Linked DNA regions of Homo sapiens: region 1 is linked to region 2. Evidence: chromatin contacts called from ENCODE Hi-C data. All regions are on one chromosome and are shown on one strand. Each heading gives the region's core, a stretch centred on a gene start or an enhancer-like site at or near the end of the contact. The rest is flanking DNA. Distances are from core to core; before and after follow the strand shown. Region 1 overlaps PPP3CA (protein phosphatase 3 catalytic subunit alpha). Region 2 has its middle 140 kb from the start of BANK1.

Region 1 (6,073 bases), core at 2,288-4,787, 480 kb before region 2:
GGTTTGCATGTTAAATAAGATTAGTCTTACCTGGTTAGTTAAAAGGAAAGTAGATGGATGATACAGCAATGGAATGATCAAAGGTAGAAGATGGTAGACTTGCTAAATCAGTTAAGTAAAAATTTAAGTCATAAGGGATCAATTAGAATACATACAACCAGATAAAATATGGAACATATATTCATTTAGCAGATTTCAAGAAGATAAACTTGAATTTGCATGCACATTCCAACTTAAAAGTATTTTAGGATGAAACATATACAACAACCATTTAGATAATGAAGTACTCCTAGGCAAAGAAATTCTTCCCACTACACCCAATCAAACACCAACATATTCTCTTCCAGACTCTGAATTTCATCACTTAGATTTTCCTTTCACCTCAAACCAATTGTTACTTTGGCTTTTCTGAGGTACACAATTCTTTGGTGTCTGATAACCCATTTTCGTGCCAAAATATTACACAATTGTCCCATGAGAGCAGTGCAACGCACCGTTCCTCCAACCCAAAAAGCAGATTTTTATCATGCAAAATTCAGTCTCAACACAAAGATTTAATGTTTACTCATTTAAACAAATTTCTTTTGACTCCTTAGAGTATTTTTTCCTGAATATTTTATCTCCCTCAATGGAAAGTTGTCCCAAAAAGGCAGAGAGAAAAGAGAAAAAGAAAAGAAAACTAAATTTCCTGAATTCAATTTCTCATTGCTTAGGTCATGTTTGCAAGTGGCCCACCCTGCCACGTTAAGTCCACATTGTACAGTTTATTTCTGGAGAGAACATATTATGTTAATTTGGATTTTCATATGGTTATTACACTCTATGAAGCCAATATTTGAAAAGTATTTAGTTCATCATTTAAAAGACGGATAAAATACTTTTTACCTCTAAGGATTCCAAAGCAACAACAATATGAAGACCCATTTGTTGGTTACCACTTACATTGTATATTTCCTTAGGGTATATTAATACATTTGAAAGCTACTTTGGGTTCAAGCCAAAACATTATGATTTATTTACTTTGTTGATATTAACAAGAGCTAAATTATTAGAAAGCAATGAGACAATATTCAAAACTGAAACAACAGCACACAGCCATTTTCTTAGTCTTTCTTGTCCCTCCTTTAATTATACGTGCAATTTAGCATTTTGATCTGAATTCAGAAGAAAGACAGGTGAGAAATGATTTGCCTCAAGTTAAACTCCAAATTCCATTCTCTTAACTAAACATGTTGGCATCATTAATAGAAGGAAGTGGTGAGACAAATACAAAATTACATTTCTGTAAGAGAAATAACTCTCTAGGCTCTGTAAATGCCCATTATTAGGGGAGATAATCTTTAGACAGCAATAGGGATGATGATTCCTGACATCACTATAGAGGCTCTTGGTTAAGGCACCTTAAGAACAAATTGCTTCTGGATGCATACTGAGATGCATGGTGACTTTTGTGTTTGTTTTTTGAGTAAATCCCAGCCACATGGTTACCAGACAGTTTTCTTCACCTAGACAGCTTTAGTAAAAAAGCATCAAAGAGGAGCTTAGTCAACATTTAAATCGTTACCGAATATGTGTACAAGTATTTACCAAGAGCTTAATATATGTGATGTATTGTTTTAGACACTGGGAATAGGGCAATGAAAAAAAGAGTTAAACATCTCTCCCCTCCTTCAGTGTACACTCTAAAGAGGCAGAAAGATAACTAATAAATAAAAAAAACTGAGCTACAAAGTGTATCAATGAATGATAAGTGCAATGGAGATTATAATCTAGGGGTGATAACAAGCACCTGGGAAGTGGTGAGGGTTGGGGGACACAGCTATCACACAGGGTGGTCAGAGACGGTCTCCCTTAGGAGGTGACTTCTAAACACAGACACAGAAGGTCAGGGCTGGTATAATTATGTGGGTGACAGGCTGGCTGGCTGGAAAGGACACAAACTACAGAACATGTGTGAGAAAGAGAAGGGAAGCCAGAGGGGCTGAGGTGAATGAACAAGGGTAGCAGGAGTAGGAGTTGAAATCAGAAAGACATAAAGGCAGAACAGGCAAAGGATCAGAAAGGCCTTGGAGTTGAGGTAAAGCACTTATCCTCTTGACCTCTCTAGTGGGAAAGGAAGCTCCTAGAGGGATGTGAGCAGAAGGGCTGTATGGTGGTACTTCTGTTTTACCAGCATCACACTGACCACTGGGTTGAGAATGGGGGCAGAGGGAAGCCAGAGAACACTTTAGATAGAGGCCACTGCAATAATCCAGCCAAGGTAGTGGAAGGGCTAGTGCAGACAGGGAATGGAGAAGTGATCAAATTCCAGGCATAGTTTAAAGACAGAGCTAAAAGAACTTTCAGACAGACTGTGTACAGGATGGAGAAAAAATAGAAAGGAGATGTCAAGAATATAGTTGTGTGTAATAAGATGGAAGGCAAAGTAGGAAGAACAGATTTATGAAGGAAGGTCAGAAGTGTGGCTTTGGAAATGTTTAAATTTGAGGTGTGTCTCACACAGGCAAATGGAGAAAAGTAGATAACTAGAAATATGAGACTGGACAGAGGAAAGGACCGGGCTAAAGATGAGAATATTTAGGAATCATCTCACAAAAGACAATTTTTAGAACAAGACAATAGGGAAAATATCCAAAGGCAGTGAATGTAGATAGAGGAGGGAAGTCTAAGGACTAAATTGTGGGACACTCTAAGAGGGAGAAGAACCTCCAAGGAGACTAAGTAAAAAGGACCACAAACTAAGGAAAAAGCAGGTGAGCATGGTATCCTGATAACCAAGGGAAGAAAGTATTGAAAGAAAGAGGGAGTGTCAACTTCTCAGGAGGTCCAATGAAAGAAAGACTAAAAATTGGCTGATGGCAAAAAGGTTCAGGTACTGAACTGAATAATATCTATTAAGACCATATATACGTCTCCTTAAAAATTAGTTTTTAGGAGCTATGCCATACTATCCACATGTCTAGCAAGTAAGACCTCTTATTATATCAGAAATTTACACCAGTCTTTTGTATCTGCTTACACATATGATGATACATGTGCTAAATCCACCATCTTAGCCTTCTAAAGCAATGATATAAGAATTATAATTCTTTATAATTCTATCTTCCCCTTTATACCTATTTGCTGGATGATCAATAATATGTACTGAATGAAACAATAATAAAGCTACTTCATAGACTTCAGTCACAAATGCAAACAGGAAATTGAGACGCTCACTTTTGCACAAGGGCAATTAATTGCAAACAGGAACTACAGATAAGCAGTTAAGCAATTATACCTACATACAAAGGTCAACAACCAGCCTTGCCTGTTCACTGAAGATCAAACTGAGTGCCTAGTATGGTAATCATGTATAGGCAATTTAGGAAAGTGAATATATTACCTAAATTCTAATAAAGCTCGTAAGTGAAATTCATCACTTTTACCTTCTACATGGATTTAGCACAGTGCGTAGAGAAGATGCTCAGTCAGCAGCAAAGACAAGAATGAATGGTGTGCATGCCCAAGGCTACTACAAATGACCACTCTGGCTATGTCCTACAGTACTCCAGAGGGCGCTATTTACCAGGCTACCATGTCATGAGACGTGTAGTGCAGACATGCCCAACCACCTGTGGCAACCCTGGGGAGCATCAGTCAGACTCTGACTTTTATCCTAAAGCTGAAAAGCAATCACGGTAATGGCACATATATGCTAAATATCCTTTGAGATCAACATAAACTGAAACAGGCCTAAAGAAAGAGACAGTTATTAAATGCCTACCTATGGGTTTGATTTTTACCCAGTTCTATAGGTGAATATGTTTTCAGCATCTGATTATAAGCTGCTAAAAGGCAAGTAGAGCATGCAAATGTTATATACCAGAAGAAGTAAATGCCTTTTTTTTTTTACTGCTGACTCTTATGTGATGACTTTGCAACCTTAGAGAAATCTGTAAGAAGAGGCTTCAAAAAATGCTGACTCAGAAATAATTTACAAACCATGCTTTTAAGACATGTTGGTGATTTTTATCCTCTTAAATTTGGGGAGTCAGTTTTGATTCTGAAAAGACTGTTCATTTTACAGTAAGTGTCATGCAGTATATTTTGAATTTAGGCAGCTAATTATCAGGCAAGGCCCAAGTTTTTTGGCTCTGCTAACAATTATGGAAATTTCCCCTATTTCTATAGTTTTCCATATAAAATACAGTATTTATTTGCTAGCATTTGCTGATCTTAAACGTGGTCCAATTAACAGCTGTAACACAAGATACAAAAGTGACTTAAATTACTCCCAGATAATAATTTAAGATTCTTGGCTTACCAATTGAAATAACAAAAGAAAAGTGGCCTTAGAACAAGTAACACAAAAGTCTGTAATTTAGAGCATCAAGACATTTTTTCCCACAATTATATAAAACTACATAGAAAAGAAAAAAAAAACTCCTCCTGACTCTTGTTGAAAATCTCCCATAGAGATCCAATGGCAGAATATACTGCAAAGTACCTGAGATGTTAGGCTTTAATCTCCTGGACCCTCAAGGCTATAATTTTTCCTGGTAATTCTAAAGCCACAGTTAACTACATAACAGAGAGCATCAGTCAGAATTTAAAAAGCAAAAGCAATAAACATTTTGCATGTTACTACAAATAAATAAATGGAATTTAACTAACTGGAAAGGAGTTAAGGGCTGGGAAAGAATATCATGGAAGTAGGGTGAGAGGTGAAAAAAAAAAATAACAACAGGAGACTGCCTTCATATTTGCCAAAAAATGTTCACCATGCTTGGGTCAACCTCACACCTAGCATCTCTTCTCTACATGTCTGCACTTTTCTTAGATATACCTATACTTGGATTTTACTAAGAAAAGTAACAGAATAATCACGTTTCATCTACCTTCACTCAAAAATTCTTGCCCAGCCTATAATTAATCATTCTTATCTGTTCCCCAAATATCTTAAGCTTTCAAAATTCATTCAATTTATTTAAACTCTTATTTATTGAGCACTCTTATTTACTGATACATTTACCAATATATCTGTGAAACTGACACAAATCCCTGCCTTCAAGGAGCTCGCATTCTAGTCTAGTCAAACTTATTTGGGCAAATAATCATTTTGGTATTTTTTAAAGTACTAAAATTCAATCCCATTTAAAAAGGAATTAACTAGCATCTACAGGAATACTTAAATATTTACTGTTTTACTTACTATCACATTTTTCCAAGTAGCTATCAATACTCACCCAAGGTACACAGAGAAAAGTCCTTTGGGTGGTTGTCAGTAGTTTACATTCCTTCCCTGCCATGTGTGAAATCTCCTTTCTGTGTCATTTGAAAGCCATCCGTTTTTACCTTGGTGTGTGAATCGGGGTCATCTGTGGAGCTTCTGAAAAGCAGAGCTCAATTCAGACTTACTGAATAACAATCTCCCACAATAGGAGCTAAACATGTATATTCTTTAAAGCTCCATAGTTGGTTCTGATGCATACTCGTTTATGAACAATTCTTTCAAAAAAAAAAAAAAACCCTTCAAAGAAGGTTGACAGCTTAGGTAAATACTATGGTTAAAAGAGAACTTGCCTGTGAAGTTCCGCTACATGACAATAGTAATAAAAATAATAATAGCTAAATCTTATTGTGCACTCACTGTATATCTTGCACTGTTCTAAACTGTTTCCCAATGTTCCTTCTTTCAGCCCTTCTAAAACTATTATTATCCCCATTCTGCAGGAAACTGGAACATGGAAAGGTTAAGTAACTCATGTAAAGTCCCAAAGCCCAGTAGGCATAAGGCTGGATTATGAACCCTGGCATAACTCTAGAGTGCCCATGCTCAGTCATGACTTTGTAGAAGAATTTATTCTCACCATTCATTAATTTACTAATTAATTTACTTGGTAAAAAACAGGCATAGGTATAAGAGACATAAATATGTCTCTAGTTTTCCTCTGTAATACTTACCACAAATATATGCAATTGTGTAATCTGTTTAATACCGATTTCTGCTAGGATATAAGGATTATGAGAAAATGAGCATGTCTCTCATTTACTATGTCACTGCCATATATAGCACAATGCCTAATGCATGACA
Region 2 (6,182 bases), core at 3,664-6,163:
GCCTGCAGTGTGACTGCAGCCATGGGCTGTGCACCGTCTGGCCCAGGCTGTGGGTGAAGCTCGGATCACCATCCTGTTTGGATGTATCAGTGTGGTTAGTTTTAGAGTAAATGGAAACAGACATTGTGGCAGGATGGTATTTTGTAGTTTTAACAAGTAATTTGGGTATCTAGAATGTGCAGCATCAGTTGCCTTAGGGAAGGAATGTTATAGCAGAAGCTCAGTGGAATTTCAAAAGCCCTGTACCCCAGGAGACCTCAGGGCAGAGACAGTGTTTGGTAAGTCAGAACAAGTCTTGCAACTCCCTGAGGATTGTGTGTGTGTGTGTGTGTGTGTGTGTGTGTGTGTGGTGTGTGTGGTGGCCGCGGAAGTGAGAAGAGGCAAAGGTGAAGCAAGAGGGGCCACAGTGTGGGTATCTGAGAAAGGGGAGACCTGTTCCCTGCTCCACAGGAGTGTGCTGAGATTTAACAGGCATGACCAAACCCTAGAGAAATTTGGGGAGGAATGTGATAGCAGAAGGTGTGTCTCTTTTGCCAGATAGAGCCCAGGGAGATTAGAAGACCCCTGAGAGGAAAGGCTTGAGCAGTGTGTTTGGGCTGACTGGGGGTGGGAATAGGGAGAGACCCAGAGAAAGGGAGAGACAGAGACCAAAAGGAAGGAAGGAAAGAAGGAAGGAAGGAAGGAAGGAAGGAAGGAAGGAAGGAAGGAAGGAAGGAAGGAAGAGAGGAGAAGGGAAGGAGAGTGAGAAAGGGAGAGGGACAGAGAGGGAGTGAGGAGGGTAGTGAGAGAGGAACTCAGAGGGAGAGGGAGAGATTGTGAGTAGAGGCCTGCTGAGCTCTGAGCCCTGCTCTGCCTCCTGGATAGAGAAAAGAAAGAATGCATCTGTGACTTTGTGGGACAATCACTGAAGTCAGGGATGGTGGGCATCTCAGAAAGTGGTAATTAAGGGTCTGATGTCTCCCATCTCCCAGAACATAGATCCTCCTCCTCCCTCTGCCCTGGCCTGTCTGCCCTGCCCCACTTTCCCCCGAAAAAAGGAATCCCATGGAGCTGGGAAGAGTGTCAGATTTCCCCCTCTATTCTCAGGTAAAAGGACTTCACCTAGACACAGAATTTCTTATATAATTCAATTTTTGAATTCAGACTTAAATTTGTGATACATTTGTAGAACTCAATTGCATTTTAACCCTCAGGACTAATAAATACGGAAATAGAAAATATCTTTTTCCTAACTATTCACATTTACTACATAGAACCCCAAACCAGCCACTACTAAAAATAAACAAACAAAACTGGGTGGATGCTTCAGGCAGAGATTTCATAGATTATAATTTAGGCTTTGATATTTTTTTCCCAGAAGTGAGAAAAGAGGGTGGGGGTTGTGGAAGAAAGTGTGATTCTGTTAAAGGTAGAAAGCACATGTATAAGGGAAGACTGGAGATGCTAGTGGGGAAGGGTAAAATGAGGGCACAAAGTGCCCCAAATGAGGGAGGAGCAGGTGGAGTAGGAAATAGAGGGGTGTGAGAACGGAGTGTGGGGGTCAATGAGGGAATCCGTGCTGCTTGCGCCCTGCTTCTCTGGTGGGGCAGGAGTCAGGTCATCTGCTGAAAACTGGGGTGAGGTGGGAAGAAGGGGGCTGGCACAAGCAGGATTGGGATCTAAGGAAAACAGAAAGATCAGAACAGCTGCTCTACAAAATGGGTTATGAAATGAACAAGGAAGGAAAGTTTGCCAAGCACCAGTGAAAGCACCTTTGAAATAAGATAACATGAATTTATAATATGCCAAGGTAGCTATTCGTCTCTTTAGTTCTGTATTCAACTTTTGTCTTATTCTAATAGCAGAAATTTGACCTGTTTTTGTAACACAAGAAAACTATTGGGTCACTTTAATTTTTCTTTTTAAATATACTTTTTTGTTCTACAAGAACTTTGCAACCAAATTATCTGTTTTAATTCATTGAAAAATCATAAGATACAGGCCTTAGGAATATTTCATATAGTGTTATTAGCTTTGGTATGTAATAAATTTATATAGACCACATTTATCTTTTAAATATATTTGCCATGTTATCTTTGTGAGCAGTACTGTGAGGACCTGGGGAGAAATGGAAGGGAAGAGAAGGGAAAAGGAGAGGAGGAGAGGAGCAGGGAGGAGAAGGAAATAAAAGGAAGGAAAGGAAAAAGAGAAGTAGCGTGGCCCAGGAGTTTGAGGCATCCTCCTCACAACTGTCCTCTTGTATATACACATAAGCATGAGACAGTTGAAATGTCTGAGGAGTCCTTGGGTAAAGGAACCTTTTCAATTTTCTGCTGCCCTGCCTTAAAAAAATACCTATAGCCTACAAAGAGATATTGACCAAAAATAGTACATGTGGTTCCAAAGCAAGAGAAGAGCTTTTGGAATTGGGTGGACCTGAGGCAGGCACATAATAGGCTTTCAATAAACAACTATTGTTGCTAATTTATAACAGTTTGTCAAGCTGGCTTTTCTAAGGCCAGCTCTTGTATAGCAGGAGTTGAGGCCAAGAAGAGGACTAGGAAGTGAGGGTTCTATAGTTAGTATCCTGGGTGCCACTCATGACATATCAGGGGCTGATCCCCCCTATTATAAGAGGCAGAGGCAGAGGCATTAGTCAAAGCTGTGGGAAGAGAAAGGTGGGTGGATGTTGTTTGTCTGTTTTTAGTAGTGACTGATTTGGGGTTCTATGTAGCACAAGGCAAAATGACAAAGAGAGTAGAATTGATCATTGATGGATTTTTATTGCAACAACTTCCCTCTGTCAAAAATTTTTTTTTAAAAAAAGAGCAAAAAGAGGAAAAAACCCTTTCACATTAATACACTCTTTTCTTCTATTTATATCATATTCACAGAATCCACATACCTCTTGTCTTTCCATTCTTCAGTTTCTTGCGAAACTTATTTAACAGCAACTGAGATCATGTTGTAGCACCGTACAACCAGGGCAGTCTTGTCTGTGGGGTGCACTGCCTTTCTTCCTCACCTGGCTCAGTACATTGCTTTTGTCTTGTTTTGAGCAGATTCTGGGAAAATGTAGCTTATCTTCACCCACATTTTTAAGGGTGGAGGAAGAGAGCCTTAATACCATTTTGTACTTCCTCCTTGAATCATAATCATCTTAGCTAGATAGACAGCCTAGTAGGAGTCCAGCATTCCCTGCTTGTTCATACTCGCCCTTCCTCTGCTCACTTCACAGCCCTGCCAAGTCCTAGTCTCTATGCAGCTTGCTTTCATTTGAAGGCAAAAAAAACACTGAAGCTCAGCCTTTAGCAGCTCATGACTATACAGAGGAAGCCTTTGGTCTGGCAAATCCATCACTCTCATTTGGTTTCCAAAAGTCACTGGAACCTTGACAGAGAAGACTTAAAGCCTCTAGAAGCTATACTGGAAACAAAACAGTTTTTCACTAGAGCTGTTGCTGTTTTATGAAGAGCATTCTGCAAAATGCCTTATGAGTACATACTAATAATGTCTAGTATGTAAATAAATTATACCTAATAAATTCTCAGAGGGCTGTTAGCTTCTCTCTAATCCAATCAAAGCTGCCTGATTCTTGCACTGGGCACAAATGATGATGTTCCTTGGAAATTTTCCAGGTAAAATAGTTTGGAATTATGGAAAGGGCTCTCATGGCATTAATAATGCCTCCCATTAATTCTGGGAGCTTCTCATTTCATAGCCACCTCTCATTTGACTAATTTTAAAAAGATATTTTTTTCTGAAAATATATTGAATGTAAGTCACATATCTAAATAACAGCACATAAAAATGCTTATGATATAGTAAGTGCAAGAAAAATAAAATTATATGCCATGATTACAACTATTTAAAATTCTGCATGGATAAGGACAAGGATTAGAAGAAAGCATGACAGGTCACCTGGGACATTGAAGGTTGCCAATAAATATTGATGAGTGAATTCTCAATGTACATAAATAACAATTACTGGATTTGATAAAATTATTCAGTTTTCTCTTGAATATTACATTTATAAAATGAGTAAGTTCCTAAAAACTGGTTAGATGCAGTTGTTATTAAAACACTCTATCTTCTTTATAACTTCCAATTTTTCTCTATCTGAAGTTTTCCCTACCTGTTGATCTTATAGTCATTCTCTGGTACTAGAAAAGCAGATCTGAGCATTCTAAAAATGTCAGGGTTGTTCAGCTGATGCAAAGCAAAATATTATCAGATTATATCAGAATATAGCAGATATTATCACTGTCTTCTCAAATCCAACACTGGCCAATAGGATGGCCTAATTCAGGTGATGTGGTTTCAAAGACTGTTGGTCCCCCAGCTACCTACCAGTAATTTAATAGTGATGCTTCAATTTAGACTTCTATAGATACATTCCATTTTTAAGGTTTGGTCCCCAATAAATACAAATACCTGGAGAAATAATACTTCAAAGAATCTTGGTTATTTGTATCTGAGCTTAAAAAAGATTACTGGATTTTTTTTTTTTTTTTTTTTTTTTTGTGAGACGGAGTCTTGCTTACAGGCATGTGCCACCACACCTAGCTAATTTTTGCATTTTTAGTAGAGACAGGGTTTCACCATGTTGGCCAGGATGGTCTTGATCTCCTGACCTTGTGATCCGCCTCCCTTGGTCTCCCAAAGTGCTGGGATTACAGGAGTGAGCCACCACGCCCAGCCAAAAAAGATTACTGGATACTTTCTAGACATTAAGTTTTGGTCAGGGAGATGAAAGATGACATAAGAATTCTGAAGGGGGAGGTGGGTTTCGGAGATGGCTTGTTCAAGGGAAAAAGTGGCAAAGAAAGGAGAGATGACCAAAGTGCCATTTGCCTGCCCAGAGCTGATCCTTCTGTCTAAGGGTGAGTGTCATGACTGAGGGGCAGCTGGGACTGCTTAAGTGGCTGCCACTATATTCAGTCATTGAAAGCATGCTCCGGGAATTCAGGTTTGGCTGCAGCTGTGACAGTGGGTGAGGGCAATCATATCCAAGCTGCCATGTGGTCTGTGAGATTCCTGAGTCAATAGTGAGTCTATTTAGGGATTAGGACCTTGCATTCTCATACGAGATTTAGTAGTCATAATACACAGCCAGGATCATGGCACATTTAACAGGTATTAAGAGAGTACTAGGAGAATATGAAGATCAAATGTCAGGGCTTTTAATATGGTTTTTTTGTTTGTTTGCTCGCTTTTGCTGTAGATTGTGAATATATAGATTCCAACCTTTCACTCTTGATAACAGAAAAAAAATCTTTGATATCAATTACAAGTTTTTGCCTGCGTTATTAACCAGCCTCCAAGCAATCCAAATTGTTTCCTTCTAGTAATTGTTCAGCTGTACTATTTTAAAAAATTAAATGAACATTTTCTGTTGAACAGAAACAATCTGTTGGGTTTACTTGAAAGAAATTCGTACTTAGGGCCAGGCACAGTGGCTCACACCTGTAATCCCAGCACTTCGGGAGGCCAAGGCAGGCGGATCATGAAGTCAAGAGATCGAGACCATCCTGGCCAACATGGTGAAACCCCGTCTCTACTAAAAACACAAAAATTACCTGGATGTGGTGGCGCGCTTGTAGTCCCAGCTACTCGGGACAGGCTGAGGCAAGAGAATTGCTTGAACCCGGGAGGCAGAGGTTGCCGTGAGCCAAGATTGCACCACTGCACTCCAGCCTGGCAACAGAGCAGGATTCCGTCTCAGAAAAAAAAAAAAAGAAGAAGAAAAAGAAATTCATACTTACCTGCTTAATTAATGATATAACTGGCCCTTGTTTGAAGTAATCAAGAGTGAGACCTGGGGAGAGCTCATGCATCAAGGATCCTGTAAGAGTTGTGTTCCTTAGTTTAAAGAAAGTCAGCATGTATTCAGGTCTATGTGATCACACACATACATACTCAAAAGTGTGGGCATTAGGATGAGAAAACAAGACAGATGTAATACGTAGTAACATTTTAAGTGCTTATCATTTGCAAGGCGTTGTTTTAAGGGCTTTTCTCATTAAATTCTTAGATTATCATCATAGCTAACTACTATTATTATTCCCATTTCATAGATTATCAAAGTGAATAGTTAAGTCCTATGAGTATTTTTTTTTAATTACAGAAAAGGAGAGAGAAAAACAAGAGAAATTAGAAGGGAAAGAGAGAAGAAACTGTCATTTTCTGTCTTTCGGAGCCAT

What was found. Hi-C counts contacts between places; a loop is a spot of excess contacts on that map. Pooled maps may share reads with other maps.
Region 1: a loop to region 2 is called in a map of heart right ventricle, with 2.8 times the contacts of the local background. The contact joins two enhancer-like sites. A Hi-C loop is called at or near these places in 3 of 168 maps with a recorded cell type or tissue (Right ventricle myocardium superior and heart right ventricle) and 5 of 50 pooled maps.

Annotation. Positions count from the first base shown.
Region 1 is chr4:101,165,859-101,171,931 of GRCh38, forward strand. All of the region lies in intron 2 of PPP3CA (protein phosphatase 3 catalytic subunit alpha), which reads right to left. Among named protein-coding and RNA genes, the nearest start is that of MIR8066, 72 kb to the right of the region's middle. Within about 2 kb of position 3,538, at least 2 of the 41 ENCODE cell types and tissues checked have a DNase peak (open chromatin) inside an H3K27ac peak, as active enhancers do.
Region 2 is chr4:101,647,023-101,653,204 of GRCh38, forward strand. No RefSeq gene overlaps it. Among named protein-coding and RNA genes, the nearest start is that of BANK1, 140 kb to the right of the region's middle. Within about 2 kb of position 4,914, at least 5 of the 41 ENCODE cell types and tissues checked have a DNase peak (open chromatin) inside an H3K27ac peak, as active enhancers do.